Linked DNA regions of Homo sapiens: region 1 is linked to region 2. Evidence: read pairs that join two places in POLR2A ChIA-PET (ENCODE). Cell type or tissue: GM12878. All regions are shown on one strand. Links, peaks and the distances in the headings refer to the core of each region. The heading gives the core; the rest is flanking DNA. Region 1 overlaps EPS8 (EGFR pathway substrate 8, signaling adaptor). Region 2 overlaps LOC102724146 (a long non-coding RNA gene).

Region 1 (15,640 bases), core at 3,788-8,787, 110 kb before region 2:
GTAATATTCTTAAGTCAAATGCTCACCAATTTTAAGTATTCATCTATTACCAAATAAATTCACCTAGTAGGAAAACTAAAGTGATGAGGATTAGAAAGGAAAGAATTATCCTCAATAATATCAATTTTCTAAGTCTGGGTTTTTACACATCTTGTTTTTTTTTAAAGTAGGACACACAAAACTCTACAGAAACAATTTCAGTGAATTAAGTGTCTGAATACCTACACCTTTTCTTAAAGATCTCCAGGGAGAGAAATTCCACAGCTCCCTTGGTATTTTTCACTCTGGATCTGAACAACTCAAATAAAGTATAAACACGTAGCTTTCATTCCTTTCATCTGATATAAAGAAAAGAAAATATGCCCAGTTAGTTTAAAATGGAATAACTCTAGATAGAAAATTCTATTCTGCAACAAGTTTTATGTCAGGTAAAGACAGAATATCCAATGTATAACAGATCTAAGCTTTTTCTCTTTTATTCACATATCCTCCTGAAAGGGCGAAAACATCCATTGCCTAGCCCCGCCTCACCAAAAAAAGCCTATCTGGTTTCCTAATTTTCATAATGGAATGCTAACTTTGACACTTGCTAATCCAGAATATAAAACGTATAGTCTTCTCTTCCTTTCATACCATAGAACATCAGCACTTTATGTACTTGTCAAATGTTAATGTTAAACTCCAGCAAAAGCAAATACTGAGACAACTGATGCTAGAGAGAACTTAAGGCCCTTTTAACTATTTTTGTCAAGATCCATCCTAGTGTTCTTTTGGAAGAGCTAAATGTAATACTGTTGAACTATATTACCTTAATTTGTCATAAAATGTATTGATTACCTGACTATTTAAGATTATGCCTTAGGCTCTCACTAAGGGCCAATATAGGAAACAAGTAATTAAAAAAAAATTTATTCTGGTTTCCAACACTGTCCAATAGGTTTTTCAATATATCTTTTAATATAATATCCTTTTATAGCACTCGCTGTCTGTGGCATTTCATTGACAATTCATGCATTATAATTTATTGAAATTCTTATTTGCTTGTCTATCACTTACCCTGCACAGTATACTCAAGAGCAGGAATGTCTTGTTCAACATTATTTCTCAAATGCTAAGCAAAGGGCCTGCACATAATAGAGCTCAATAATCATTTGCCTAATGAATAAATCATTTATTGTAATTTGTTTCCAAGATATATGTTCAGTCCAAAATAGAAAATAATCTCCTTACAAGAAAACACACGCCTTTTGTTTATCTTCTTCACTCTGGCTGCGACTATGCCTCACTCAGAGAAGGGACTCAATAAATACTTGATGATGACAATAACCATTATGATAGTGGTAGTGGTAGGAAGAAAAATTAACCTAATCAAAACAACATATATCATATTGTTCATAATATCTTCATATTGCATTGTTCATTAAAATCAAATATAAAATTAAGTGATTACATGTTGAGATTATAGATATTTTCTTCTTTATTTTCTGTTTTCTAACATTAGTTAGGGAATATTAGTTGTGCTTCCACACACCAGTAAGCCCAAAATAAATCAGTTCCTTATGTAAACAAAATCTAGTAGACTATAGTAATTCATCTAAGAAAAACGAATCTCCTTCTGTAGAATAGTTACACTTCAGAAACCTAAAAGCCCACTGCCTTTTGTTCCTTTTGTCTAAGATTTCAGATAACTTTCCTCTGTTTCTCCCTGCTGAGGACAACTGCCTCCAGAATTGGACTCTATCTCTCTAAACCTGCCGGGTGCTTGGATGAAGATAAGAAGAAAACGGGGAGCCAAGAGTGACAACGATCTCCCACCCTGTAGAGGATACACCTGCCACTCCAGTGCTCAGTGAGTGTTTGCCACGGCCCTGCCCTAATTCCAACTCCAGTTTTAGTTCATAGCTAACAAAGCAATTGTCCCTGACAAGCAAGCTTGGCTTTACACTACATCCTATGGCAGACATACATGCACATGCACACACACAAAAAAATTCTCCTATTTACATGAAACAATGTTTATTGCAATCCAAGATGCTTTGATCCCATAAGCAGTCCAATCACTCAGTGAAGATAAAAACCTAAAAAAGAAATTCCTTTACATATGTCTATCAAGATAAACTCCCCCCACTCAATTTGAGCATTTGGGTTGTACTCTAGATAGGTTTCATTTTCCAGAATCATAGTGTTTGAAAAGTATACATCTTTATGGTCTAATATGGACAATGTTAGAGTCCAGAAGTACAGGTAGATGAAGAGATGAATCTGACACCTGGAAATATTCACTCTGGTTCCCAGATTCAAGGAGCCTCAAGCAGTGAACAACTGCTCAACACCAACCACAGGATGCCAAAGTAGACCAGTGAGAATGAAAACAGTGGATGCTTTTCATCACTTTGCTGAGTACTTGAAACCATAGCTATTATTTATATGATACTGAATAGAAACATACTTACAGCATTGTTGTGTGTAAACATGTTGACTATCCATATAAGCAATTTTTAAAGACCATGTTTTAGAAACATATCTACCAATTAAGATTCTGGATTTATATTAACTCAAAAAGAAGCATCTTATGTAAAAATATCCCTTCTTTTTTTAGTATCAAAAGGATTTTCTTTCTGAACCCTTCGGCTCAAATTACAGTACATTGCAAGAACAAAATTCTTAGTACATTAGACAGTAAAAGTAAATGTTAAGATCAGAAGGACACTGTTTCTCTCCTTGTCACAATAAGGACCAAATCCTTAGTTCAGCATTCAAGAATCCACATTATCACCAGGCTTGGTGGCACATGCCTGTAAATCCCAGCTCTTTGGGAGGACGAGGCAGGCGGATCACTTGAGGTCAGGAGTTCGAGACCAGCCAGGCCAACATAGTGAAACTCTGTCTCTACTAAAAATATAAAAATTAGCCACACGTAGTGGTGTGTGCCTGTAATCCCAGCTACTAGCAAGGCTGAGGCAGGAGAATCGCTTGAACCTGGGAGATAAAGGCTGCAGTGAGCTGAGATCACGCCACTGCACTCCAGCCTGGGCGACAGAGTGAGACTCCATCTCAACAAAAAAAAGAATCCACATTATCAATTTCTGCCTTCTAGCCTCAACGCCACTGATCCCAACATTTATTCATTCATTTTGCCAAAACTATATGGCACTATAGCAATAAACAAGGCCACAATGATCCCAGTCCTAAAAAGCTCACATTCAAGTGTCCTCCAGACAAACCGGTCAATTAGTGTGCCTCCACAAACACTTATTCAACAAATATTTAATGGACAGATTCAATACTGGGCAGTTTCAGACACTAGGGACATAGCAGTAAAAAAAGGGGGCAAGATTTTTTGCCTTTACAAAGGTCACAACCTAGTGAATGAAAGAATATACCCGTCCCTTGTACTTTTATGCTATGTTCATGCCATTTCGCTCTCTCCTCCCTCCCTCCTCTATACTTTCCCTCCTCCTTAGTATCCTTCTTACCATACTCTACTTACACCATAGCTCAGACAACATGTTAGACGTTAACTAGACTTCTGATGAAGTCTCCCTTACATGATAAAATACACTGAGACTCAAGCAGGAGTTAAATCTGGCATGTGTGTAGGCATGGGCGTGGGGGAGGTGGAGAGCCAGAAAAGTGTAGAAAATCAAGGAGGATTAAGAGATTCTGGGCAGGTTTCTAAGGCCAAGGCAAAGTGCCAATACAGGAAATCAGTGACTGGATTTGAGGTATAGTTGAGAATTTCATCATACAAGCAAGACAGAAGGCCAGTTATCAGACTGAGACACAAAGTTAATACAGAATCATTAGCAATGGTACTTGATATCAAGAAAGCAGCTCCTAATTAGAGCTATTAAAATTCCCCTAGGCCGGGCGTGGTGGCTCACGCCTGTAATCCCAGCACTTTGGGAGGCCGAGGCAGGCGGATCACGAGGTCAGGAGATCGAGACCATCCTGGCTAACATGGTGAAACCCCGTTTCTACTAAAAATACAAAAAATTAGCCAGGTGTGGTGGCGGGTGCCTGTAGTCCCAGCTACAAGGGAGGCTAAGGCAGGAGAATGGCGTGAACCCGCGAGGCGGAGCTTGCAGTGAGCTGAGATCATGCCACTGCACCCTAGCCTGGGCGACAGAGCAAGACTCCATCTCAAAAAAAAAACAAAAACAAAAAAAATAAAAATAAATTCCCCTAAAGAGCTGGCCCCTCTAGCCTAAGTTGAGCCTTTTAGCAGGAGTGAAATATTCCCAGCAATGGAATTAAAAGAAATTCAGGGGCCCAGAGTCAGAAACATTATATTGAGCCCCCAAATTATCTGAGAAAAAAAAGTCTTTATAATTGTAATAACCAATGGGTATGATTTCCCTTCTCCTGCTCAGGAGGTAGAGGAGATGGGCCTGAGAAGTTATACCCCGACAGTGAAGATATTAATAATGATGATGTTGGTCATGATAAAAATAGTAGGAAAATTAATTGTAATAACAGTAATAATTGTAATGCCTCTTTATATTTATCAGTCACATAACACCTTAAAAATACCTTTGAATCCACTATCTCATTGCATTATCATAAAATCCTATGAGAAAGGCAAGGCAAGAACCATTACTTTCCTAACAACATCAACAATATTAGTTGCATCATTTCAGTTACATTATGGTAAAAGGGGCAATTGTGGGATAACCATCATTTATTTATAGCTCTGTGGCTTAAAGAAATGTGACTCAGGCAGCAACTAGATCCTTCAGAAATTAGGATATCTCTTTGAGCTGCAAATCCAGGGCTGAACAAGAGACTCTGGACAGGGCCACAGCAGGAAGACATGCACCACCCCTACCACCCCTGTCCCCTGCAACATGCCAAAGTAATTTTGCTTTGTTTAGAAACATTTATGTGTCTCCGAAACATTATCAAGAAAATTCCGAGATGTTTCTTGTTACTTTTAAAAAGATTTTTTAATAAAGCCAAAATTAAGTAAAATTGTAAGAATGCTACTAGTAATGCATCATAATCATAGAAATCAAAGCTGGTATGAAAATGGAAGATCTCGATGAAGCTCTGTAGAATGACAAGGTCTTTGTGTCTTTTTCAGAATTCCTTCTTGATAGCTTCAAATAGCTCCTACTACAGTTGAGACTGGACAAATCGTAAGACCTGTAAATGCTATTGCTTTTACCATTATACAGATAAGGCATAACTAATACTACAGTACAATCCAGGGACAAAAGCATAAGTCGCATCAGATTCAGTGGATATATTTCCATTTGAGGGAGACCTTGGATGCTCATTTCCATCTTATGTATGTTACAAAGTGGCTAAAAGATAACACGTAATAAAAACTCTAATGCAAGCACATCTTGAACGTATTTCTAGTGATCAAAATAATGATATATATAATACATGAACTATACTCGTTCAATCTCATTCAAATCTGCCCACTTCCTCTCTCATGCTCACTCCAGAAGCTCTGTTTAAACTCGAATATGGTGTTAAATAAATTCCACTCCTGAATTTTATTAATTTGATACTTTCATACTACCAATAAACCATATTTTTTAAAAGCCAAATTTAAACAAAATCATGTAAACATTAAGTAACAATGAGGGCAATTACTGTTTCCAGAGGGTCACTCATGCAAGGAAAGGGACAGCTGGGTATTTCATCTTATACCTGAGGAGGTGAAAGAAAGGCCAGAGCCAATGGTTCACCCACCAGGCCACCATCTGGCTTGGGACCAAACAGAACAACAGAGCCTGGCAAAACAGTCACTGTGCTGTGCCTCCAACTGGGCATCAGCTTTATCCCAATGGACACTCTTTGGGTTCACAGTTTCACACCATTCTCCTTGGCATGAATTCTCTCTGTCCCAAGGAAGGTGAGGAGAAGATTCTGTCACACTAAGTGTTGGCCTGACCTCAATTAAGACACTTGTTCCATTTGGAAAAAAAAAAAAAAGAGTTTAAATGACTCTTGTTCTATAAACTCCAAGAATCCAGAACTCAAACCAAAACTGTAAGCAGAGGAAGGAAAAGATGGAGCTGGCAGAGGTCATGAGCTTGGCAGGAAAGGGAAAAGCAGGAATGGAAATCTTGAATCTCTTCACACGACACCATTTTAAATTTGAAATACAGGGGGAAAAACAAGAAGGATGAGTCACATAATAACATATTCTTGTTTTATTTAGTAGCTGATCTGAGGATTTAGTAGTTGGCATGGCTTGAAAGCAAGTGAGGAATAAGTGAATAGCTATTCATCCTTAGACCCTGTCCAAACAGAGCAACAGTCATATACGCCACCATAGATAAAGAGATCCAGAGAACTCTCAAACCCTTTTTCCATAATTGGAAATTATTTTTCCTTCTTTGAACACCCAACTTCATGTGTTCCAAGTAAATAGTCCACAAGATTTCACTAAAAATGTGAATGAAATTTGTGAAAGAAACCAACAAAAAAGTCTCTACCATATTAGCTTACAAAATTAGAACAACAATATTAGCTCTCTTTTTCCCCCAAGTGTTAGAGACAGGAATGTGGACTGGCTGAGCAATGTGTGCTGTGATATTGTGATGTGACAAGGCCAATGCAATCATTAAGCTCCCTGGGCATTTCTGCCACCTGGTTACTTTCTACTCCACTTCTCCAAGGTAGAAAGGGAAGCAGTGCTGCTTCCCCTCTGAAGCCTAAACCTTGCGACTGCAAATCAAGATACCACCTTGGCCTGATGTGCGCATACCCAGAATGCTGTCCAGTGGTCAGGTCAGCTTGATCCTAGTGGTTAGAGATGTCAGGAGAGAAGCTGAATACAGATTACATCTACCAAAGGTGAGTATAGATGACATCACTCATCTAGAGGCACACTTTCAGAGCCTCTGCAGTCTATCAGCCAATTCCTTCTGTTTTCAAGTTGTTGGAAAATCAAGTTCTCCTTGACACTTGAAAGTATTCATCTTGAGATTACAGACATGAGCTGCTGCACCCAGCCTTTGCTTTTTTCTTGACATGAAATCTTACATGCAAAACCTATATATTCAACAGATTAAAACTGAGATACTGTTGTTGGAGGAGAAAAGGGGCAAGGTAAGCTGAACTCCTGAAACTCTGGCTTTCCCCCTTTCCCACCAAGATGAGCTTCTGACATCTCAGAAGGACCACTGATTTTCGAGCAATCTCTCTGAGCCTGTTTCTTTCATATGTAAAATAAAGATGTTGTCACTGGGTTGTTGCAGGTATTGCATGAAATGATAAACTTAGTAAAGGATTTAGCACAAAAAGCAAATGTAAAGCACTAAATGTATCCAAAAAAAGAAAGTATTCATCTTGGAACCACCTGAAGCAGTGATCTCTTTCTATGGGTTCCCTCCTCGGCAAATCCTTAAACTGGTCTCTTTATCCTAAGTACCCAAACCCACACCTCCACTCAAAAATTTAGCTTTCTCTCCACCCTCGTCCCTTCCTGTCTGCTGCCATTCAAAAGTCTTCCCCCAATGATTCCTTCCTGTCCCTACATTAACTCTTTACTCTGTAGTTTTGCTCCATTTCTTAAATAATTCTATATTCTTTCACCTTTATCTCACCCTCCCAGAGTTAAACATACAGAGCTTCCTATCGCAACTTGCCTCTCAGAATTGTACACTTTCCAGAACTGATTTGTATTTTGATTGCTCCTTCCCCACCTAGATAGGATTACTCTTATATCTTCCTATAATTCTGAAGCAGCTCTAATCACATCTTCCCTCTGTATAAAGATATAACACCATTTTACTTGGCAACAGTTGTAGTCTGACTTAACTTACTAAACTGTTGATTGATTTATTCAATCATTTATGGAGTTTTTCCTGTAGCCAGTTACTTAGGAAAAAATGTTGCTAAATATTCAGTCTAGCAGCAAGTAACAGGTGAAACTGTAGAGCCTACAAAGAAATTAAGTATCATGAGTCTGACCACATTAGCAAAGTAGTCTAGACAACAGGGTTCTACCAGAAAGAGATAACAATGAAATAAATGGACATATTTCTTCTTTGTCTTCAATTATATGTTCTACCAAGAAATTCAAATAGAATTTGGGACAGAAAAATATAAGTAAATTTGCCAGTATCAAACCAAAAACAAATGAAAAATGTATTTCTTAATTATTCTTATATCAGAACCAAATAAACAAACACAATAAGAAAACTATGGTTTCATATTGGCAGAAAAACTTTAAAGGCTCTATATAGTTACCTTTGATCCACTTTTTTTCATAAGCATGCAACCAGTATTAAAAAGCATGGTTCATCTATATAGAATTTACCCAATCAACAACTATTTAGGACAATATATTAGATACTAGCATACTTCGTTAATACATTGTACCTTATATTTTTTCAAAAATCATACAACAGTATCCTGACAGCCTTCACTTCACAGACATTCATTTAGCTCACTATTTCTTATTTACGTAGGAAGAAATTTGGAACATGACAGATCTATATTTTAAAACACATATATTTCTATCTTCAGAAAAAGATACAGTCAAACCCCTAAACTACAGGACTAACAGAACGTCTAACATAAGAGTGCACTTAAAATGTGTTTTCTTTTAATTCTGTGTGATAAGAAAATAATTCAGAAAACAGCATTGACCAGCCTTGGGAGACTAGAGTCTACAGTCATCATAATAACATCATTTTAGTCTTTTGGAAAATAAAAACCTTTCAGTTGAATCATCTTGAAATACAAATTAAGTATTACCCAATCTACACCCCTTAAATGCCATTCATGTTAGTTTTCATCCATAAGCTCCAAGTGGATAATGATCATATCTCATAAATTTTATGTCCCTAGTAACTGTAATAGAAACCTAGAAATATTTATTAAATCAAGCTACAAAATGGAGAGACTGAATAAAATGATTTCTAAAATTGTTACCATTTTAAATACCCTCAAAACAGTGGTGTAGAGTGAAATGTTCTTGACAAGAAACTTGGTGGAAGCTGATTCTATCCAAAATTAAACTTTCCTTCAGATTGCATATTAATAACAAAGAGGTAAAGGTATTTATTTAAGATGAAGAGATGGGCCAGGCACAGTGGCTCACACCTGGAATCCCAGAACTTTGGGAGGCTGAGGTGGGCAGATCACAAAGTCAGGAGATCGAGACCATCCTGGCCAACACGGTGAAACCTCATCTCTACTAAAAAATACAAAAATTAGCTAGGCGTGGTGGCGCATGCCTGTAATCCCAGTTGCTCAGGAGGCTGAGGCAGGAGAATCGCTTGAACCCAGGAGCCAGAAGTTGCAGTGAGTTGAGATCGCGCCACTGCACTCCAGCCTGGCAACAGAGCGAGACTCCGTCTGAAGAAAAAAAAAAGAAAAAGAAAAAGAAAAAGATGAAGTGGCCACCACTTAAGTGATCAAGCCTCATCAGTAACAAGTCACACTGACATTACATGCCCCCTAATGTGATGCAACAGGAAATGCAGACCATCATTTATGCAGTACTCTTGTAATACTGTTTAACCTGTGCATTAGTTATTTACTGCTCTGTAATAAATTCCTCAAAACTTAGCAGCTTAGAAGAACAATAGCGTAAGGTACTAGCTCTCACAGTTTCTTTGCATCAAGAATTCTGACAGATCTCAGCTGGAACAGCTATCTGCTCCTCATGCCTACTCAACTGGAAAACTCAAAAGCCAGCGGTTGGAATCATCTGAAGGCCTATTCACTGTCAGCTTGAGACCTTAGCTGGAGTTGTGTAACATCTTCACACCGCCTAGGCTTCCTCACAGTGTGATGACTAAGTCCCCAGTGCCAGCATACCAGGAAAGAGTGAGCCAGTCTTAAGTCACATAGCATGACTTCTACCTTACTTCATTGGTCACCTGTCAGTCACATGCCCTTGTCCACATCCAAGGAGAGCAAAGACCCCACCTCTCAGCTGCAGGAATGTCAGTCACATTTTTAAAAAGGATGTGAGATAGGCCAAGTATCTTAGTGTAGCTAGTTTTGAAAGATACAATCTGCCACAACCTGAATCTAATCATGAAGAAACAAGACAAATCTATAACGTAGAACATTCAACAAGACAACTGGCCTGAACTCCAAAAAATCAATTTCACAAAGACAAAAAGAGGTGGGGTACATTCCAGATCTCTCCAATAGAACTTTCCATGGTCGTGCTGTTCAACAGAGTATCCATTAGCCACATATGACCATTGAGCACTTGAAATGTTGCTGGTATGTAAGGAACTGAATTAAAGTTTAATCAATTTCAATTTCACATGTGGCTAGTGGCTACCATACTGTACAGCACTGGTACAGATTAAAGAAGGCCTGTCAGAGACAAGATAACTAAACGCAACACATTGGCCTTGATTAGATCCTAGCTTAAACAAACAAAAGAGCTATGAAGGCAATTTTCATATGATTGCAGAAATTTGAAAATAGACTGTATAGCTGATAATATTCAATGAGTGCTAAATTTTTTCAGTATGAAAGTGATATAGTGGTTATGTAGGAGAATGTCCTTGTTCTTAGGAGATATATAATCAGTGATGAAGTGCCTTAATGTCTGCGGCCTACTAACAAATGGTTGGAGGCAGGGAAATATACATACATGTATACAAGGGGGCAGGGAAGAACACATTCAAATACTGTAAAATGCTAATAATCAGTGAATGGGGAGGAAGCATATATGTTCACTGTACTATTCAATGCACTCCAGCCTGGATTCTGGATTCTTCTACAGATTTTTTTTTAAAATTTTTTAATTAAAAGATGCAGGGGAATTAAACTTTCTCCCTTCTCCAATACTTCTTATATAAACCATATTATCAAAATTAGCTTATGTGTTAATATTTCATAATATGGTATTGTTATATCCCCTATGTTTTCTTTTGGATTTCATAATTGCCAACAGAGTGCTATAATACACTAAAAATGCCTCAAAAAACATGTTTTGATTAACTGACTAATTTTAAAAGGAACATCTATTAATTCAATTGGGAAGCTGAATAGTTTCTTGCCAAATAAATGTATATTATGCTTTGAAGGCAACAATTAGCTATACTTCCATAATTTTGATCTGATTCAACACAACTAATTTTATGCAATAAAAAAATTATAATGACCATCTACTGTATTTAATATTTATCCATTAAGAAAGATACTAGCACTGACAAATTAAACCTTTATACACTAAAAAGTCTTCAGTCTCTTAAACTTCAGTAGGAAAAACAGAATTCCAATTGTGTTTTCATTATAAAATTATGGTTACAGATAGACCATATGTTAGGTCACAAAACAAGTGTCTAAACATTCAGAAAACTTGAAATAGTATCAAGCATCTTCCCTGACCACAAAGGAATAAAACTAGAAATCAATAACAAGAGAAATTTTGGAAAATATACTAGTACAAGGAAATTAAACAATATGCTCACGAATGACCACTGGGTCAATGAAGAAACTAAGAAGGAAATTGAAGAATTTCTTGAAACAAATGATAATGGAAACACAACATACCAAAACCTATGTGAAACAGCAAAAGCAGTACTAACAGGAAAGTTTATAGCTATAAGTGCCTACATCAAAAAAGAAGAAAAACTTCAAATAACCCAACAATGCATCTTAAAGAACTAGAAAAGCAAGAGCAAACCAAACCCAAAATTCATAGAAAAAAGGAAATGATAAAGATCAGAGCAGAAATAAGAGAAATTAAAAAGAAGAAAATATAAAAAAAATCAATGAAACTAAAAGTTGGTTTTCTAAATAAACAAAATTGATGAACCTTTAGCCATACTAAGAAAGAAAGAAAGATCTAAGTAAATAAAATCAGAGATGAAAAAGTAGACATTACAGCTGATACCACAGAAATTCAAAGGATCATTAGTGGCTACTAAGAGCAACTATATGCCAATAAACTGGAAAATCTAGAAGAAATGGACAAATTCCTAGACACACACAACCTACTAAGATTGAACTATGAAGAAATCCAAAACCTGAACAGACCAAAAATAAGTAATAAAATTGAAGGTGTAATAAAAAATCTCCCAGTAAAATAAAAGCCCAAGACCCAATGGCTTCACTGCTAAATTCTACAAAACATTTAAAGAAGAATTAATACGAATCCTACTCAAACTATTCTGAAAACATAGAGGAGAGGGTAATACTTCCAAACTCATTCTATAAGCCCAGTATTACCCTGATAACAGAACCAAAGACATACCAAAAAGGGAAACTATGAGCCATATCTCCAATAAATATTGATGCACAAATCCTCAAACAAATACCAGCAAACCGAATTCAATAATACCTTTAAAAGATCATTCATCATAACCAGGTGGGATAAATCCCACCAATACAAGAATGGTTCAACATAAACAAATCCATCAATGTGACACATCCCATCAACAGAATGAAGGACAAAAACCATATAATCATATCAATTGATGCCAAAAATGCATTTGATTAAATTTAACATCCCTTCATGATAAAAACCCTCAAAAAGCTGGGAACAGAAAGAATATACCTTAACATAATAAAAGCCATATATGACAGTCCCACAACTAGTATCATATTGAATGGGGAAAACCTGATAAGCCTTTCCTCTAAGATCTGGCACACAGGAAGTATGCCCACTTTCACCATTATTATTCAATGCAGTACTCCTAGCTAGAGCAATCAGACAAGAGAAAGAAAGAAAGGGCATCCAAATTGGAAAAGAAAAACCCAAATTATCCTTGTCTGCAGATGATATGATCTTATATTTGGAAAAACCTAAAGACACCACATCAAAAACTATTAAAACTGATAAATTCATTAAAGTTGCAGTATATATAATCAAATTACAAAAATCAGTAGCATTTCTACATGCCAACAGACAACAATCTGAAAAAGAAAAAAAAAGTAATCCCATTTACAACAGCCACACATAAAATTAAATACCTAGGAATTAACTAAAGAAGTGAAGAATCTCTATCATGAAAACTATAAAACACTGATGAAAGAAATTCAAGAGGACACCAAAAAATGGAAAATATTCTATGTTCATGGATTGAAAGAATCAATATTGTTAAAATTTCCATACTTCCCAAAGCAATCTACAGATTCAATGAAATCCCTGTCAAAATATCCATGACATTCTTCACAGAAATAGAAAAAACAATCCTAAAATTTATATGGACCCACAAAAGACCCAGTATACCCAAAGCTATCCTAATCAAAAAGAACAAAACTGGAAGAATCACATTACCTGATTTCAAATTATACTATGGAGCTATAGTAACCAAAAAGGCATGGAACTGGAATAAAAACAGACACATAGACCAATAGAAAAGAATAGAGAACCCAGAAACAAATCCACACATCTACAGTCGACTCATTTTCAACAAAGGTGCCAAGAACATACACTGGGGAAAAGACAGACTCTTCAATAAATGGCGCTGGGAAAACTGGATATCCATATCCAGAAGAAGGAAACTAGACCCCTATCTCTCGCCACATCCAAAAATCAAAGCTAAATAGATTAAAGACTTCAATCTAAGACCTCAAACTATGAAACTACTACAAGAAAACATTGGGGAAACTCTCCAGGACACTGAACTAGGTGAAAATTTCTTGAGTAATACCTCACGAGAACAGGCAACCAAAACGAAAAGGGACAAATGGGATCATATCAAGTTAAAAACCTTCTGAATAGCAAATGAAACAACAAAGTGAAGAGACAACCCACAGAATCAGAGAAAATATATTTGCAAACTATCCATCTGAAAAGAGATTAATAATCAGAATATATATAGAGCTCAAACAACTCTACAAGAAAACATCTAATAATCCATTCAAAAAATGGGCAAAATATTTGAATAGAAATTTCTCAAAGGAAGACATACAAATGGCAAACAGGCATACGAAAAGGTGCTCAACATCACTGATCATCAGAGAAATGCAAATTAAAACTACAATAAGATATCATCTCATGCTAGTTAAGATGGCTTTTATCCAAAAGACAGACAATAACAAATGCCGACAAGGATGTAGAGAAAAGGGAACCCTCATACACTGTTGGTGGCGATGTAAATTACTGCAACCGCTATGCAGAACAGTTTGGCGGTGCCTCAAAAAACTAAAAGGAGAGCTACATTATGATCCAGCAATCGCGCTGCTAGGTATAGACCCAAAAGAAAGGAAATCAGTATATCAAAGGGATATCTGCACTCCCATATTTGTTGCAGCACTGTTTACAATCACCAAGATTTGGAAGCAACCTAAGTGTCCATCAACAGATGAATGGATAAAGTAAATGTGGTACTTATACACAATGGAGTACTATTCATAAAATGAATCCTGTCATTTGCAACAATACAGGTGGAACTGGAAGTCATTACGTTAAGTGAAATAAGCCAGGCACAGAAAAACATCATATGTTCTCATTTATTTGCAGAATCTAGAAATAAAAACAATTGAACTCATGGAGAGAGAGTATAGAAGGATGGTTACCAGAGGCTGGGAAGGTGAAGTGGGGATATGGTTAATGAGTATTAAAAAATAGTTAAAAAGAATAAGACCTAGTATTTGATAGCACAACAGGGTGACTATAGTCAATAATAATTTAATTGTACTATTCTGCATAGTGGTTACAGCTATTTTTAAAATAGCTAAAATAGTATAATTGGATTGTTTGTAACACAAAGGGTAAATGCTTGAGGAATAGATAGCCCATTTTCCATGATGTGATTATTATGTGTTACATGCCTGTATCAAAACATCTCATGTACCCCCATAAACATATACACCTTTTATATACCCACAAAAAGCAAAAATACATAATTTAAAAAGAAAACATTAAATAAAAGATTACAGTTAGTATTACTCATACAGGCTTATATTTTAAAATAGATAGGAGTTGCTTGTTGTTGTTTTTTTTCCTAAGACAGACTATAATCATACCTGGATAGGAGGGAAAATGAGTGTGTATGCTAATGCTTAATAGTGATATCTGACTGGGTTCAAACATTAAACTTTCCAAGTTGGTAAAAAATAAATAAAAATGCAAAGCAAGGCAATGAAATAAGGAATACAATATTCAACAACCCTAAAAGATGGCACATGTGGGTCAATTCCAAAATAAATGGAGAAAGTACACTAATCAGAGAACACAGAAAGAGCCTGATCATTGCCTTAGTCTTCCAACAATGTATGTTTGAGGCAACAAAATAAGAGGCAGAGGAGAGTTGACAGCAAGGCAATTTACCATCCTGCACCAGTGACTGTGCCAGCTTCACAACAAGGGGCCTCTGTTCCTTAATGGAAAAGACTCAGAGATTCTCAACTTTAAACAGTATTTATAAAGAAAAGTATGCTGCTCTCATCTAGATGATAAAATTAGAAAAAAACTAAACTCCCAAGGCTATATATGCACACGCTGCATGGCACTCTTCTTTCTCCATCCTGTTTATGAAATTTTTATGTAGCCTTCCCATACCATAGCCAGTGTTGTACTCTAGACATCAAAATCACAAATTCCAGAATGATTTCACACACAGAACATACATAATCCAATGCCTCTACCCCTATTTATGTCCCCATACTTTTTTACAAAGGTATACAAAAATTAATTACCTCTCAAGTAGATTTCTTGCTATTATGAAAACTATGACTAGTTTTTCATTCACAA
Region 2 (15,640 bases), core at 5,542-10,541:
GTCATCACCCAACAAAAGTGAAACTTAAAGAAGAATCATGTTTGACAAGCAATCAGACTTTGGAAAGAAAGGAATAGAGAAAAAGAAAACTCTGGAGAGAATTTGAGATTTCTTTGATGCCTCTAATACCCTAAATAAAAACAGTGGTGCAAAATGGCCATTTAAGAAAAATATTGCTGGAAGAGCCATTATCCTCTAAACTCTTAGGAATATTCATTAATATTCCTGAATACATTATTGCAGGCAAGATTTTAGAATCATTTAGAATATGTGCCACCAGGACATTCCCCACAGGAATATCCCTCTCCTACCAGGCTCTGAGCTTGGGAAGCTTGGTTCAATTTGACTCCCTTCCCCCACTACGAATGCCAATTCTTAGGTCTCTGCCAATGTGGAGTTAGTTGGCATACATGGAAGGAGGATGGCAGTTTGCTTTTCCTTCAACAACACCAGTTAGACTGAATAATTCCTGTGGGATAGAATTGCTTGAGATGATACTACATGAGGTGTTTATAAGAAAATTGATTTTTAAATAATTAAAACTCATAATTTTCTTAATGTGTATTAAAATATGCTCTAAATATAAATATTTTAATTTGCTAGTTGAAAATTAAAAATATTTATGTAAATTATGCACAATCCCTGAAAGGGTGCTTCAGCAAGTTGTAAATGGAACAATACATGGGAAGAGATTGCCATCTGGTGGCTGAAGGAAAAGTGCATTTTTGTGTAGGACAGGTATAAAAAACTTGTTTAAGCAAATAAATGTTAGTATGTTAGTATTCCCTGCTAACTTTTTTTTTTTTTTTTGTATCTTAGAGGCAGGATTTCGTTCTGTCACCCATGCTGGAATACAGTGGAGCGAGCACATCTCACTGCAGCCTCGACTTCCCAGGCCAAGTTGTCTTTCTTTCCACCTCGGCCTCCCATCTCAGCCTCCCAACTAGCTAGGACTACAGGTGAGTGCCACAACGCCCGGCTATTTTTTTTTTAATTTCTATGGAGACTGGATCTCACTGTTGCCTGGGCTGATATCGAACTCCTGGCCTGAGGCCATCCTCCTGCCTAAGCCCACTATCCTATTTTATTAACCAAACACTTCTATCTTAATTCAAGTATCAAATAAGATATAGAGGTACATGTGGTGGTTTTTTAAATATGTAAATGATTTTTCTCAATGTTACATATTCTTTCTCTTTAGAAGTGTAATATATAACATTGTGGAAAATATACATTTTTATATATCATGTATTTCTAAACTACAGAAAAGTATAGAGAAGGAAACAAAATCTATAACTCCACCACCTAGAGACAATCAAAATGAACATTTTTTTTTTGAGATGGAGTCTCGCTGTGTCACCCAAGCTGGAGTGCAGTGGCACGATCTTGACTCACTGCAACCTCCGCCTCCCGGGTTCAAGTGATTCTCCTGCTTCAGCCTCCCAAGTAGCTTGGACTACAGGTGTGCACCACCACGCCCAGCTAATTTTTGTATTTTTAGTAGAGACAGGTTTTTACCGTGTTAGCCAGTTAGTCGATCTCTTGACCTTGGCCTCCCAAAGTGCTGGGATTACAGGCATGAGCCACCGTGCCCGGCCCCACAATGAACATTTTAATAAATTTCCTGCAACTTTTTTTCTATGTATTCACATTCTTTTCATATAATTGATATCATAAGAAGTATTTAGTTTTGAACAGTGCTTTAAAAACATTACCAGTACATTATGTTTTTTTTTTAAACTATGTTTCAAGTTTGCTGTCATTTGAGAGAGGTTCTTTTCCTGGGAGAGAATAAAATATGCATATGCATGAATAGGTGACAGTATCCTTTGTTCAGGAAATTGCAAGTAGCTCAATGCTGTTGGAAAATGAAGTTGGAAACTTCCAGTTCAGTGAGAGTGGCTGGGAGGAGAATTAACAGGCGTTGGAGAGGTATGTGGAACACTGACCAAGAAGAACCACGGGCTTGTCATTTATCTACATTGTATGTTTATATGGATAATTATTGAGGAATTCTGGGTAATGAACCAAGGTTACTGGATTTGCACACCACAAAAAAATAATAAAATGATTTGACACTAATGGGGAGGATAGACTAAAATAATAGCTGTCAAAGCTGGCTGCACTTTAGAACTGCCCAAGGAGCTTTAAAAGTGCTAATCCCTAGACCTCAGTCCAAACAAATTAAATCAGGGTCCTTGGAAATGAGATACTTTAAAAGTTTCTCAGATGATACTATTATGCTGCTAGGGTTGAGATTCACTAAAGGGAGATGAAACTAGAGACAGAAATACCATTTAGAAGGGTGTTGCTTTAGACTATGTGAAAAATGATGTGTGCTTAAATTGGGTTAGTGACTGAACGTGTACAAGTTAAGTGGCAGAACTGACACAAGTTGCTAATTAATTGAGCACAAGGTATGAAAAAATAAAAGATTCAAGGATTATTCTCTAATAGTGCCTTGGTAAATGGCGGCGTTGACAGGAAAGAGAGCTGATTAGCTAAGTGTTTGGGAGGCAAGGAACGTGTGTTCATTAAGAAGCTACCATTTTCCTTTAGATGCATCATCAATGGCACAAACACTTTTAGACATATTTTCTGTTGCCCTGTTTTAAATCCTTGTGCCAGATATTGTCTGTTAGCTCCACCCTACTCTCTTTGTGATGGTGTGGTGAGAACTCTACCAAACTTCATTTTTGCTTCCCCAGGCTGTTCTGTGGTAGGGTCTTCCAGCAGGGGGCTCGAGAGGAGGACTGCAAAGCTGGAGAGGAAGGAGGGACAGCTTTTTCCTGTTTGCTGCTTTATGGCTTCCCATCTGCTTGTGGTTCTATTAAAAACTATTCCTGCTGCAGTTTTTGTTGTTGTTGTTGTTGTTGTTTGTTTGTTGTGTTTTTTGGTCGTTTTTTTTTTTTTTAACTCCTGTAGCATTTTTTTCTGTAGCAGCAGCAGAATCCAGGTTGCACTTTTTCACCACTTGCAGAACCAGCCTCAGGACCACCACCAGCCACTTCAACCGCCACCACTGACACCAGTATCAACTAGCTGGTGTCTGCTCCTGGGAGGCTGGGGTTTCAGGACCACAGTGCCCTTTTCTGTTTCAAGTTTTTCTCCTTGCTCTCTTTGATCCCTCAGGCTTGAGTGTGATACTTGCTTCCTGAAGTTGCTTTTTCCATGATTTGTTAGAGTTCTCTTTTTACCATTTCATAGTTAACACCTTCATAGCTATATAACTATTGTTTATATTAAGCTGTTTCTATTCAAATAACTGGTATATTTTCTGTCTCCTGATTAGACCCTGGAGGGCCACTATGAATAAAACGTGCCCTCTCAGCACTAATTTGGCCTGGCAGCCTTTCTAAGGACCACCACTCCATGTTTCCAGACTAAATAAACATTGAACTATAGTGGCAATTTAAGCAGTTATTTTTATAGAAAAGTTAAGTAAGCATTCCCAGTGATTGCAAAATACAAGAACCCAGGAGTTGTGACGACTTTATCTCATTCTTTTTCTTATACCACACAAGAGAGAGAAGAAGCACGGAAAGTCCTCGGATTTAGGCTTTCATATAGTTGTCCCTTGTTTCTGAACTCTATCTGTTCAAATCCTGACCTTCCTCCTGCAGACCCTATGCAATCCTCCACCATCTAGGGTCCCCACGTATTTTCTTCAGTTTTCCTTGGTCTGCATATTGCCAGAGAAACACAGGAGTTTGGCAAGGGAATACTGTGGGTTCTGGTGTTGTAAGTGGGGTAAAGGTAGTGAGGGCTCTGATTCCAGATTGGTCTCTTAATCAGTGAAGGCTGCTGCCATTTTCTACCTGATTTATCTAAGGAAAAGGGCAACTCACCATCATGAGTCTTAATTTTCTTTCCAAGACAACACAATCTAGCATCATATGAGGGGGTTATAATTTTCCTATTAATGTGGCTTTGACCCCATTCCTTAGAAAATAATAATGCTGGAATTCCTGAAAACGAATCTTCTGGCTTTTTCCTGAACATGTCCATATGACTGGAACCATCAGTTTAGTTTGAAATTACTCTGTGTGAATCATTTGAGAAAATGTTGCCAGCCTCAAATGGATTAATTCTGATAATGTACTATTTCCTCTCAGAAAAGTGTGGGTGATCGTGGTGGAAGATGGAGTTAGCCTACCAAACTATATCTCCATCCACAAAACCATGACAACTGACTTTTGTCTAAAACGTTCAGGTAGAAGCAATACCTAAAGTATCCATGGTAGATCTCTGTGTTCTCTTCACTTGGCATATAACTTGGGATCTCCCACCCCATATGCTGCTAATTTCACACCAAAATAATAATTTGATATTCATTCCTCTAGTTAAAGTTCTAGGGATATAGCCAAAACAAAGGGCAATAGAAGAGGGAGGAAAATAAAAAGAATACACTTATACTGTTCTTGCACAAATAACAGACTAACTCAATAGAACTCTCACCATTTAAAGGTAAGTAATAGAAACATAAATGTAAGAGACATAAAGAACTACTGAAAAAAAACAGTGAAATGTTTATGCAAAAATATTCCTACACTCAAAAAAAAGGGGAAATTATGAGACAAAAAAATTTAAATGTTTTTTAAATTAAATTAAAATTGTAAAAAAAATTATGTGAATACACCTGGAGATGCAATAGTAGCTGACAGAGTTAAGTAGAGAAACCAGAGTTTAAAAAAATTATTCTATGTGAAAACTACATTTGAAGCACTGAGAGACAACTGACTCAAAACAGAGTCAACAGAATGGAAAAAGCAGATGGAGTGCAGTGGAAAAGGTGTAACTTAAAAAGAGAAAAGCAGGTGAAAATAGGTAACTGTGGTAACTGTGCCTGAGCCTTTCAAACTTACTCTCCTTATCTTCCTGAGCACACAGATGCACAGCTAAACTATATTTTCTAGCCCTTTTTGTGTCTACATGTATGGCCATGTATTTACGTATTTAGAAATTGTTCTGCTGAAATTTTTCTCTTTGTGCATTGTCAACAATGAAATGTGAGCAGAAGTGAAGTGTGCAAGGTAGTTCCCTGGACAAGACTTGTTCAGATTTGCATTGCAGTCCTGGTCTCATTCTACCCAGTCCTCCATCTTTCCCTCTCTCCTCTCACAAATGTCAGACCAGTATTGTGGCCTTAAGTTCTCCCTGCTTAATCCTGCCCACCCTTCCTCCTCATCATTCACAGGTCTTTTGCCCATTGCATCTGTTTCTTGTGTTTCTAATTCCTTCTTGGTGTTTGTTTCTCAGAAGACTCAACAGACACATCCAGTGAGTTTTTAATTCAGCTATTGTATTTTTTCAGTTTTATAATTTCCATTTGGTTCCTTTTAATAATTTCTGTTGCATTGCTGAAGATTTTGTTTTTGTTCATTCATGAGCATATTTTATGTTTATAAGCAGAGCTGTAATAACTATTTTAAGTAGTCTTGTCTGCTAATTCCAGTATCTGGGTTGTCTCTGGGTAGTTCTGTATTGATTTTCTCTTCAGGATTCTTCATATTTTTCAGTTGCTTCACATGGACGGTAATTTTGGATTTTATACTGGAACTTGTAAATCATATAGTTAGAGATTCTGGAGTCTCTAAATTCTTTGAAATTCTTTTACTTATTAATATTTTGTTAAAGCAAGAAACTCTCAACTCTCATTTCAACAGTGGGCAGCAGCACAAATCCATAAAGTCATTTAACCTTGGCTGGGTTGTGTAGTCTGAACAATGCATTTGTAGGTCAGGAGTCACCCACATGGTGTTGGCAGACTTTGTACACAGTATTTAGAGTGTTTTGTCTCTGTGAATCTCGGTTCCAAGATGTGTCTCCTCATTTCCTAGTTGCTGTGGTTTTCCTGAATGATGACCTCTGGGTCTTTAAGCTGGTAAAATGTAGATTTTCTATCTGAGTTTTTGCCATGCTACCAGGCAGTGAGTGTGGTCTACCTTTAGGCCAGGAGTCATAAAAGTGGGAAAATCGCCCAATGCCCTTTCCTTCTTCCAGTGTACATTCTCCTCTACAGTTGCCCTGGTTTTAGTTGTTTGTCAGTGCCTCCAAGTACTGATTTTTTTATTTTGTCCTGCATTATATGTCTTGCATATATGCAAAAGATTGGCCTGTTACATAAATACATATACATCAAAGATTTAGATATTTAAAAAAACCCACAAAGTTACTTTAAAAAGCATGGATTAATATTTTTATAATGTAAGAGTATGAAACACCTTTCTAAGCATGACATAAAATCTGGAAGCCCCAAAGAAAAATATTGACAAATTGTACCACACCATATCAAGTAAAACATCTGTATGATTAGAAACATAATAAAGCAAGTCATGATAAGATGCAGTGGCTCACACCTGTAATCCTAGCACTTTGGGAGGCTGAGGCAGGTTGATCACCTGAGGTCAGGAGTTCGAGACTAGCCTGGCCAACATGGTGAAACCCCGTCTCTACTAAAAATACAAAAATTAGCTGGGCTTGGTGGTGCATGCCTGTAATCCCAGCTAATCGGGAGGCTGAGGCAGGAGAATCGCCTGAACCCAGGAAGCAGAGGCTACAATGAGCCCAGATTGTGCCACTGCACTCCAGCCTGGGCGTAAGAGTGAGACTCCATCTCAAAATAAAAATAAAAATAAAAAAATAAAGCAAGTCAAAAGAGGAACTGGGACAATACCTGCAGCACATGTGACATTTAACAATGAAAAGAGAGTTTCCTGAATGTGCAGACTTCTCTTCCAAGTTTGTACCTGACATCCAATAGCCTATTCATCATCTATACATGCGTTACACACATCATAAACTCAACATGTCCCAAACTGAATGTATAATATTCTTCCCCAAAACTGCTCTTCTTTCAGTGTCCCCTGTTGTTAAATAGCAACACTATTATCAAGTTGTTTAGATGAGAAATCGAGGCATCGGTTGACAAATTCCTTTCCCTTCCTCTCCTAACCTTCATTAATCGTGCTATAAATTCTTCCTGCTAACCACATTTGAATAATCCAATGTGACAATCTCCATTGTTGCCTCCGTCATCTCTGGCCTCAATTATATAATAAACTTCTAACTGCTGTCCTGGTATCTGCTCCCATTCCCATTCTTTATGCAGCAGCCAAAGTTCTGTTTTAACAAAATAAATCTGATTGTGTCATCTACTGCTTCCAGTTGCACAAAGGTTAAAGTCTAGTATTCTGAACTTGGCCTGTGAAGTCCTGGGTAATATTTATCCTTGTCTTCTTTCACTCACCCTTGCTTACCTTTCCCATCCTTCTGTCCCTCAAACTTGTCAGATACCTTCCCAACATAGAGCAGTATCTGTCTGGAAAGCTCTTTTTCTTATTCTTCAGCTGGCAGATTATATCTCATCCTTCTTCCTCATTAAATGGCACCCACTACCAGACTAGGTTAGATTTTTCTTTAAAAAATGCCTAAAGGCAATATTAAAAGAGGTCAAAAGACTGAATGAGAAGGTATTTCACAAATTGCGGGAGTCCATCCCACAGACCCTGACCCCACGACGGATGAATGATGTACAGTGACACAGATATTATGTTTGTCAGTCCAGCTGAGCATCTGGGCCACTACAGACTCCAAGGAGAGTGTTGTAAAGAGTAGCAGCCAGGCTCTCCACTCACTGGCCCTGCCCGCATTTATTCAGCATACATAAAATGACAAAAGTCTCAAGTAAACACCACTAGAAGGTAATTACCTTTGCGGTTGCTGGAACTCCGCACTCCCCCGGAGTAATCACGCACCCGCGGATGGTCAAAACAAGCTATTTAGATAGACTTCTCTACATTCCTATGTTAATTACTCATGCTATAGCTCAAAGAGGATTAGGCTGCCTTCAGCCATAACTCTATCCCCAGGCTTTTGCAAAAACCTTCTGGTCTTCCAAGAAGGTTTGTGTTTATTTTACAATTTTTCCCACCATCCTGACTGAACCCCTACAACAAATGACAAAATACCAACAGCTAATAAACATGAAAATGTTCAACACCATTAATAACTACAAATGCAAATAAAATTTGAATAATGACATATTTCCCACTGACAGATTGGTAAAGTTTACACACAATACTGGCAAAGGTGTGCATAGACATAAATTAGGATGGCAACTTGACCGTATCTACTACATTTTAAAAAAAATATTAAGTGGTCATTTGCTCTGAGTCAACAATGATAGAGTTTGCAAAGTACTAGGAGTTTGGTGCAGCTCGATGGAGGAGAAACTGTCGAAAATGAAAGCGTTAGCTACTTGTGCCAAAGATTAAAAAGAGGAAGGTGGACCATAAGAGATGGGCAATGTGGTTTTAAAACAGTGAGTTGTGTGGGGAGGGAAGGATAAAAAGGGAAACCACAGCTACTTGGGAGGCTGAGGCAAGAGGCTCATTTGAGTCCAGGAGTTTGGGGCAAACATGGGCAATGTAGCGAGACCTCATCTCTAAAAAGGGAAACAAAAGAGGACAGAGTTCCTGATGCTTACTTAACGGCATCTGAATGAACTGATAAGCAACAGTAGGGAAGAAGTAAAGGACTGTTTTATACAATCCTATAGATTCCACATGTATTAAAAAAACTTATTTTGCTATAATTTGAAATTATAGGAAAGTTGCAAGAATAGAACAAAGAACATTCACATATTCATTTTCCAATTTTTAAAATTTTTCACATTTGCTTTATTATTTATCACCTATCTTTGTATAGATGTATATATACACATATAAAAACATAATTCATTTTTCCTGAACCATTTTGGATTAGGCTTCATGCATCATGCTTTTATATCTCCTTATACTATGTATTTTTCTTAAGTACAAAAACATTCTCCTCATGATTATAATCTAGTTATCAAATTCAGGAAACATAATACTAATACAATACTTTAATCTAAAATCCATATTCTAATTTTGTCAATGTCCCAATAATGTCCTGTATAGCATTTTTCCCTCCAGCACAGGATCTAGTCTAGGATCATATATTTCATTTAATTGCCATGCCTTTGTATTCTTCTTCATTCAGAAACAGTTTTCTAGACTTTAAAAGAATCTTTCATGATATTGCCATTTTTGAAGAATACTGGTCAGTTTAGAAAATGTTTTTCAGGCCAGACGCAGTGGCTCACGCCTGTAATCACAGCACTTTGGGAGGCCAAAGTGGACAGATTGCTTGAGCCAGGAATTCAAGACCAGCCTAGGCAACATGGTGAAAATCCCCGTCTCTACAAAAAATACAAAAATTAGCCAGGCATGGTGGTGCACATCTGTAGTTCCAGCTACTTGGGAGGCTGAGATGGGAGGATCGCTCGAGCCCAGGAGACAGAGGTTGTAGTAAGCCGTGATTGCACCACTACACTTCAGCCTGGGCAACAAAGCAAGACCCTGTCTCAAAAAAAAAAAAAAGAAAGAAAGAAACTGTTTTTCAGTTTTGGTTTGCCTGATGATTCCTTGTAATCAGATTTTAGTTATGCAGCCCTGGTCAGATACTTTGTAAGTGATATTGTATCCTTCTCAAAGTATTTGGAAGCATGCAAAGTCTATCCCTCATGGGTGATGTCAATTTTGATCCTGTTGTCAAGCACTGTGAAAGGTCTGAGATTTTACCCTACTTGCAAGCTAACAAACCTAACCTGCCACATTTCACTGATGCTGGTGAAAGATGCTGGTCTGACTTCTTGAGTCAGACACAAAGGATATTATTATTCATGGTGCTGCTGGAAGCATGAGAAGCAGCATATTTACATCTATTCTCAATGTCCCCAAGTTCCACAGGGATAATACAAATAGGTTCTGATGAGTAGCCACATATGCAGTGGGTTGCATTACAGAAGAAAGACCTTGAGCTTAGGGAACTCAAATGTTTTATAATGAACAATAAACATTATTTTGTTTTCCTATGGAGGGAGAAGCTGTCTATCTTCTAAAGCTGTTTGCAATAAAAACATTATTTAAAAGGGAATCCAGAACCAAATGCAGCATGTTTCTGCTCATGAGATTTGCAGAAATAGTGGGGATCCATGGAAAATTTTCTGCCAACACCTGGTCAAGATGTTGTATATTTTCTCCCCTGTATAGTAATTATTTACTCTTATCATACTTATCATCCCTCTAGATTAGGCATCTATTGATGACCTTCACCCAAAGTCCTTTTTACAGTGATAGTTGCTATATTGTTTTAGTCTTGTTATTATACTCCAGATGGATTCTGTACTTCTGTTGTAATTGTTTGGTGGATATTGTATTCTTTCTTATCTGGGAAGCAGTAACACTGCTTTTGAGGAGAGGAGAGAAAGTAATACTCCAAAATAAAAAAAGAAATGAATTAAGCCATTCCTAAGGGACTGAGAAAATCAAATAATCATGGGGAATAAAATGCATACGTCATTTTTAATTTAAAGGTCTTAAACTCAGAATTTAAAAACTGTTCAATAAAATTTTAATTTTTTAATCTTAAACCTATATTGGTTTCCAATTGGTTTCATTTCTTTTGAAGATGAATGCCTGTAACTAAAACTACCACCCCATTTAGAAAAACAATTATTATTCTTTGTTTTTCTTCCCCCTCACTTCTTTCTATGCTGAGCTTTTAATAACGCTTAACTTACATGCATTGCTTAAAGAACTCCAGGAACGGGCCTTGAAAAACTAAGCATGAAATCAAGGTTGTGGAATGTTTCACCCCAGGAAGTATTTCATCTGTGTGTAGTTCATCTATATTCTTGTTGCAATCAACCAGACACCAGCTAGACCACCAGCTGGCCCACTGCTCAAGATAGTCATCAAGACCAGACATACTACCCCTCACATAGTAAACTCTTGTGCATAGTCCATATCCCTGCTTCCCATAAAAACTCTCTAACTAGCCTGAGAAACTTGAGATGATCTTTGTGACATGAGTCCACCATCTCCTCAGGTTGTCGGCTCCTGAATAAACCTGCTTTTTCTCCCAACAACTCTTATCTCTCAAGTTTGGCTTTTGAGCTGTGAGCGGGTAAACCTGAGTTTTGTTACGTGCCTATGTTTAACGTTTTAAGTTATTATCAACAGGGATTATTAATGCTATTACATAGTTTTGCTTAGTATTTGGAATCCCACAGAATACACCTAATATGCCAATGAAAAATAAAATGCCAATGGTGTCTTTGTTATCAGTGAGAAATTAATCAGGAAAAAATTTGAAAAGAGACATAATTGTTACGATCAAGTATTTAAAATGCAACTATATAATATTATTTTTGTAGCTTAGATAATGAAAGTGATTTGTCCTTCCTCTACTAATAATTTTCAAAATATTTGTTTTGTTTTTATTACTATTATTAAGGAGTTATTTTGAATATGTGAATAATACCTGTTGAGAATACTGATCTACAAAATGTTATAGAAGAATAAACGGGAGGAGTACACACTACCCGATATTATGACATACTAGAGAGCTACAATAATCAAAACAGTGTGATATTGGTGGAGAGATAAACACTTACATCAGTGGAACCAGACAGAGAGTTTAGAAACAGACCCACACAAATATGCCCAATTGATTTTTTTTAATTTTAATTTTAATTTTTAGATGGAGTCTCGCTCTGTCTCCCAGGCTGGAGTGCAGTGGCACAATCCTGGCTCACTGCAACCTCTGCCTCCCTGGTTCAAGTGATTCTCCTGCCTCAGCCTCCCAAGTAACTGGGACTACAGGCGCCTGCCACCACGCCTGGCTAATTTTTTGTATTTTTAGTAGAGACGGGGTTTCACCATGTTAGCCAGGATGGTCTCGATCTCCTGACTTCGTGATCCACCCGCCCTGGCCTCCCAAAGTGCTGGGATTACAGGCATGAGCCATTGCGCCCAGCCCCAATTGATTCTTTTTTTTAAAGATACAATAGCAATTTAATGAAAGGAGGATTGTTTTTTTCAATAAACGATGCTGCAGCAATTGGACATCCACAGGCAAAAAATGAACATGGAACAAACCTCACACATTATACATATGTTAACTCAAAATGAATCATGGCCTTAGATGTAAAACAAAAAACCATAACACTGTCAGGGAAAAAAACATGATACAGGGTAAGGTAGAGTTCGTAGACCTGACACCAAAAGCACAATTCATAGCAGGGAAAATGGACAAATGGCATTTCATCAATTTCTTTTTTCTCTGTGAAACACTGCTAAGAGGAAGAGAAGACAAGCTACATCCTAGGAGAAAATATTTGCAAATCACATATCTGACAAGGGACTTGTATCTAGAATATATGACAAACTCTCAAAATTCAACAGTAGAAAACCAAATAATTAGGAAAAGAGCAAAAGGAATGAACAGCGATTTCCCTCAAAAGGTTATTCAAATGGCAAATAAGCAAACAAAAAGATGTTCAGTATGAGTAACCATTAGGGAAATTCAATTAAAAACCACAGTGAGATATCACTGTATACCAATCAAAATGGCTAAAATAGTGACATCGCCAAATGCTGGTGAGGATGCAGAGAAAGTGGATTGTTTATACATTGCTGGTGGGAATATAAAATGGTGCAACCACTCTGGAAAAAGTTTGGTGGTTTCTTTTAAAAAACAAACATCTGGCCGGGTGTGGTGGCTCAAACCTGTAATCGCAGCACTTTGGGATGGCTTGAGGTCAGGAGTTCAAGACCAGCCTGACCAACATGGTGAAATCCTGTCTCTACTAAAAATACAAAAAATTAGCCAGGCATGGTGGCAGGGTCCTGTAGTCCCAGCTGCTCCGGAGGCTGAGACACAAGAATCACTTGAACCAAGGAAACGGAGGTTGCAGTGAGCCAAGATTGGGCCACTGTACTACAGTCTGGGCGATGGAACAAATAAACAATTAAAAAATTAAAAAAATAAAAAAATAAAAATTAAAAAAACATACAAGTACCACATGACATAGCCATTGCATTCTTGGCATTTATCAGGGGAAATGAAAATTTATGTTCACACAGAAACCTGTATTTGAATGTTCATAGCTGTTCCATTCATAACAACAACAACAACAAAAAACTGGAAACAACCCAGATGTCCTTCAATGTATGAATGATTAAACATACAAATAGGCGAAGGGTTAAACACTTGTTATTTTTTGTTTTTTTGATAGTAGTCATCAAATGAGTATGAGCTGGTATCTCACTGTAATTTTGACTTGATTTGCATTTCCCAAATGATTAGTAACATTGAGCACCTTTCTTTTTCCTTTTTTTTTTTTGAGACTGAGTCTCACTCTGTCACCAGGCTGGAGTGCACTGGGACGATCAGAGCTCACTATGGCCTCCAACTCCTGGACTTAAAATCCTTATGCCTCAGCCGCCTGAGTAGCTGGGACTACACCACGCCCGGCTAATAATTTTACATTTTTAGAGATGAGTTCTCACTGTGTTGCCCAGGCTGGTCTTGAATTCCTGGTCTCAAATGATCCACCTGCCTTGGCCTCACAAAGTGCTAGGATTACAGGTGTGAGCCACTGCACTCGGCCCTCATATTCTTGGTCATTTTTGTATCTTCTTGGGAGAAACATCTATTCAATACTTTTGCCTGTTTTTTAAATCTGGTTGTTTGGTTTCTTTTGTTGAGTTCTATATATATTCTTTTAGGAGTTCTCTGTATATTCAGGACAGCAATCTTTTATCATATAAATGATTTGCAAGTATTTTCTCCTGTTCTGTGGGTTGCCTTTTTACTCCGTTGATAATGTTTTTTCATGCGTAAATTTCTAAAATTTGCATGAAGCCCAATTTATCTGTTTTTTTTTTTTTTCTTTTGTTGTCTGTGTCTCTGGTGTTATATCCAGCATGTGGCTATCCAGCTTCCCCAGGTTCATTTGTTGAGGAGCCTGTCCTTTCACCCATTGAATTCTCTTGGTCCCTTTGTCAAAAATCATTGGACTATAGATGCAAGAGTTTGCTTCTGGCTCTGTATTCTATTGTACTGGTCTATATTTTAGTTGAGTATGATGTTTACTGTGGTTTTTTCCATATATGGTTTTTATTGCATTGAGATAGTTTCCTTCTATTCTTAGTTTATTGAGTTTTTTTTCATCATGAAAGTGTTTTGAGTTTTGTCAAATGCTTTTTGCATCAGTTGAGATAATCACGTGGTAATTTTCCTTTGTTCTGTTAATGTAGTGTATTACATTATTCATGGTGTGTATACTGAACCATCCTTATAAGCCAGGAATAAATTCCATTTAAAATGGAGCTTAATTCTTTAATAAGCTACTGGATTTGGTTTGCTAGTATTTTGTTGAGAATTTTTCCATCAGTGACCACAAGGAATATTGGTCTATAGTTTTATTTTCTTTTGGTGTCTCTTACTTTGGTATTAGGATGATTTTGGCCTCACAGAACGAGTTAGGAATTCTTTCTTCTCTTCAATTTTTTTGGAAAACTTTGAGAAGAATTGGGATTAGTGCTTCATAAAATGTTTGGTAGAATTCACCAGTGAAGTCAGCAGGCCCAGGGCTTTTTTGTTGTCGTTGGAAGGTATTTGATTAATGGTTCAACCTCCTTACTAGTTATAGGTCTATTCAGATTTTCTATTTCTTCATGGTTTAATCTAGGAAGGTCTTACGTTTCTAGGAATGTGTTCATTTTATCTAGGTTATTCAATTTATTAGTGTGCAATTGTTCACAGTATATTACCTTTATTTCTGTAGAATCAGTAGATCTGTCCACACTTTCTTTTTTCTTTTTTTATTTTTTTTGAGACGGAGTCTCACTCTGTCACCCAGGATGGAGTGCAGCGGCATGATCTTGGCTCACTGCATGCTCTGCCTCCTGGGTTCACGCCATTCTCCTGCCTCAGCCTCCTGAGTAACTTGGGACTACAGGCACCTGCCACCATGCCCGGCTAATTTTTTTTGTATTTTTAGTAGAGACAGGGTTTCACCGTGTTAGCCAGGATGGTCTCAATCTCCTGACCTCGTGATCCGCCTGCCTTGGCCTCCCAAAGTGCTGGGATTACAGGCATGAGCCACCGCGCCTGGCCAGATCTGTCCACACTCTCATTTCTAATTTTAGTAATTTTAGTCTTCTCTATTTTATTTCTTAGTCCATCTAGCGGAAGGTTTTTCAGTTTTGTTAATCTTTTCAAAAAACCAACTTTGTGTTCATTGTTTTTCTCTATTATTTTTCTATTCTTTATTTCATTTATCTCTACTCTAATCTTTATATTATTTCCTCCCTCTGCTAGGTTTAGGTTTATTTGTTCTTTTTTTCTAGTTCCTTGAGTTGTAAAAGATAGGTTGTTTACTTGAGATCATTCTTTTTAACACAAGAATTTATAGCTATTAATTTTTCCTTTAGCACTGTTTTCACTGTGTCCCATAAGTTTTGGTATGTTCTGTTCTTGTTTTCATTTGTCTCTAAGTATTTTCTAATTTCCATTGTGATTTCTTCTTTGATCTATTGGTTGTTTAAAAGTGTGCTGTAGCCAGGCGCAGTGGCTCACGCCTGTAATCCCAACACTTTGGGAGGGTGAGTCGGGCGGATCATGAGGTCAGGAGTTCGAGACCAGCCTGGCCAACATAGTGAAACGCTGTCTCTACTAAAAGTACAAAGATTAGCTGGGCATGGTGGTGGGCACCTGTAATCCCAGCTACTTGGGAGGCTGAGGCAGGAGAATTTCTTGAACCCAG

Evidence for each region. ChIA-PET counts read pairs that join two places held together with the same protein. Peaks named below come from ENCODE experiments on the same cell type or tissue, not always from the same donor. Only the 100,000 strongest peaks of a DNase experiment are listed, where the experiment ranks them.
Region 1: POLR2A ChIA-PET joins it to region 2 with 5 read pairs; 2 of 35 experiments call an interaction of 5 or more read pairs at or near these places.

Annotation. Positions count from the first base shown.
Region 1 is chr12:15,748,302-15,763,941 of GRCh38, forward strand. The region is part of intron 1 of EPS8 (EGFR pathway substrate 8, signaling adaptor); the gene reads right to left. Among named protein-coding and RNA genes, the nearest start is that of EPS8, 33 kb to the right of the region's middle. In GM12878, for the core only: no CTCF peak of the experiment used is centred there; no DNase peak of the experiment used is centred there.
Region 2 is chr12:15,855,858-15,871,497 of GRCh38, forward strand. The region is part of intron 2 of LOC102724146 (a long non-coding RNA gene); the gene reads right to left. Among named protein-coding and RNA genes, the nearest start is that of STRAP, 19 kb to the right of the region's middle. In GM12878, for the core only: no CTCF peak of the experiment used is centred there; a DNase peak (open chromatin) is centred at 8,294.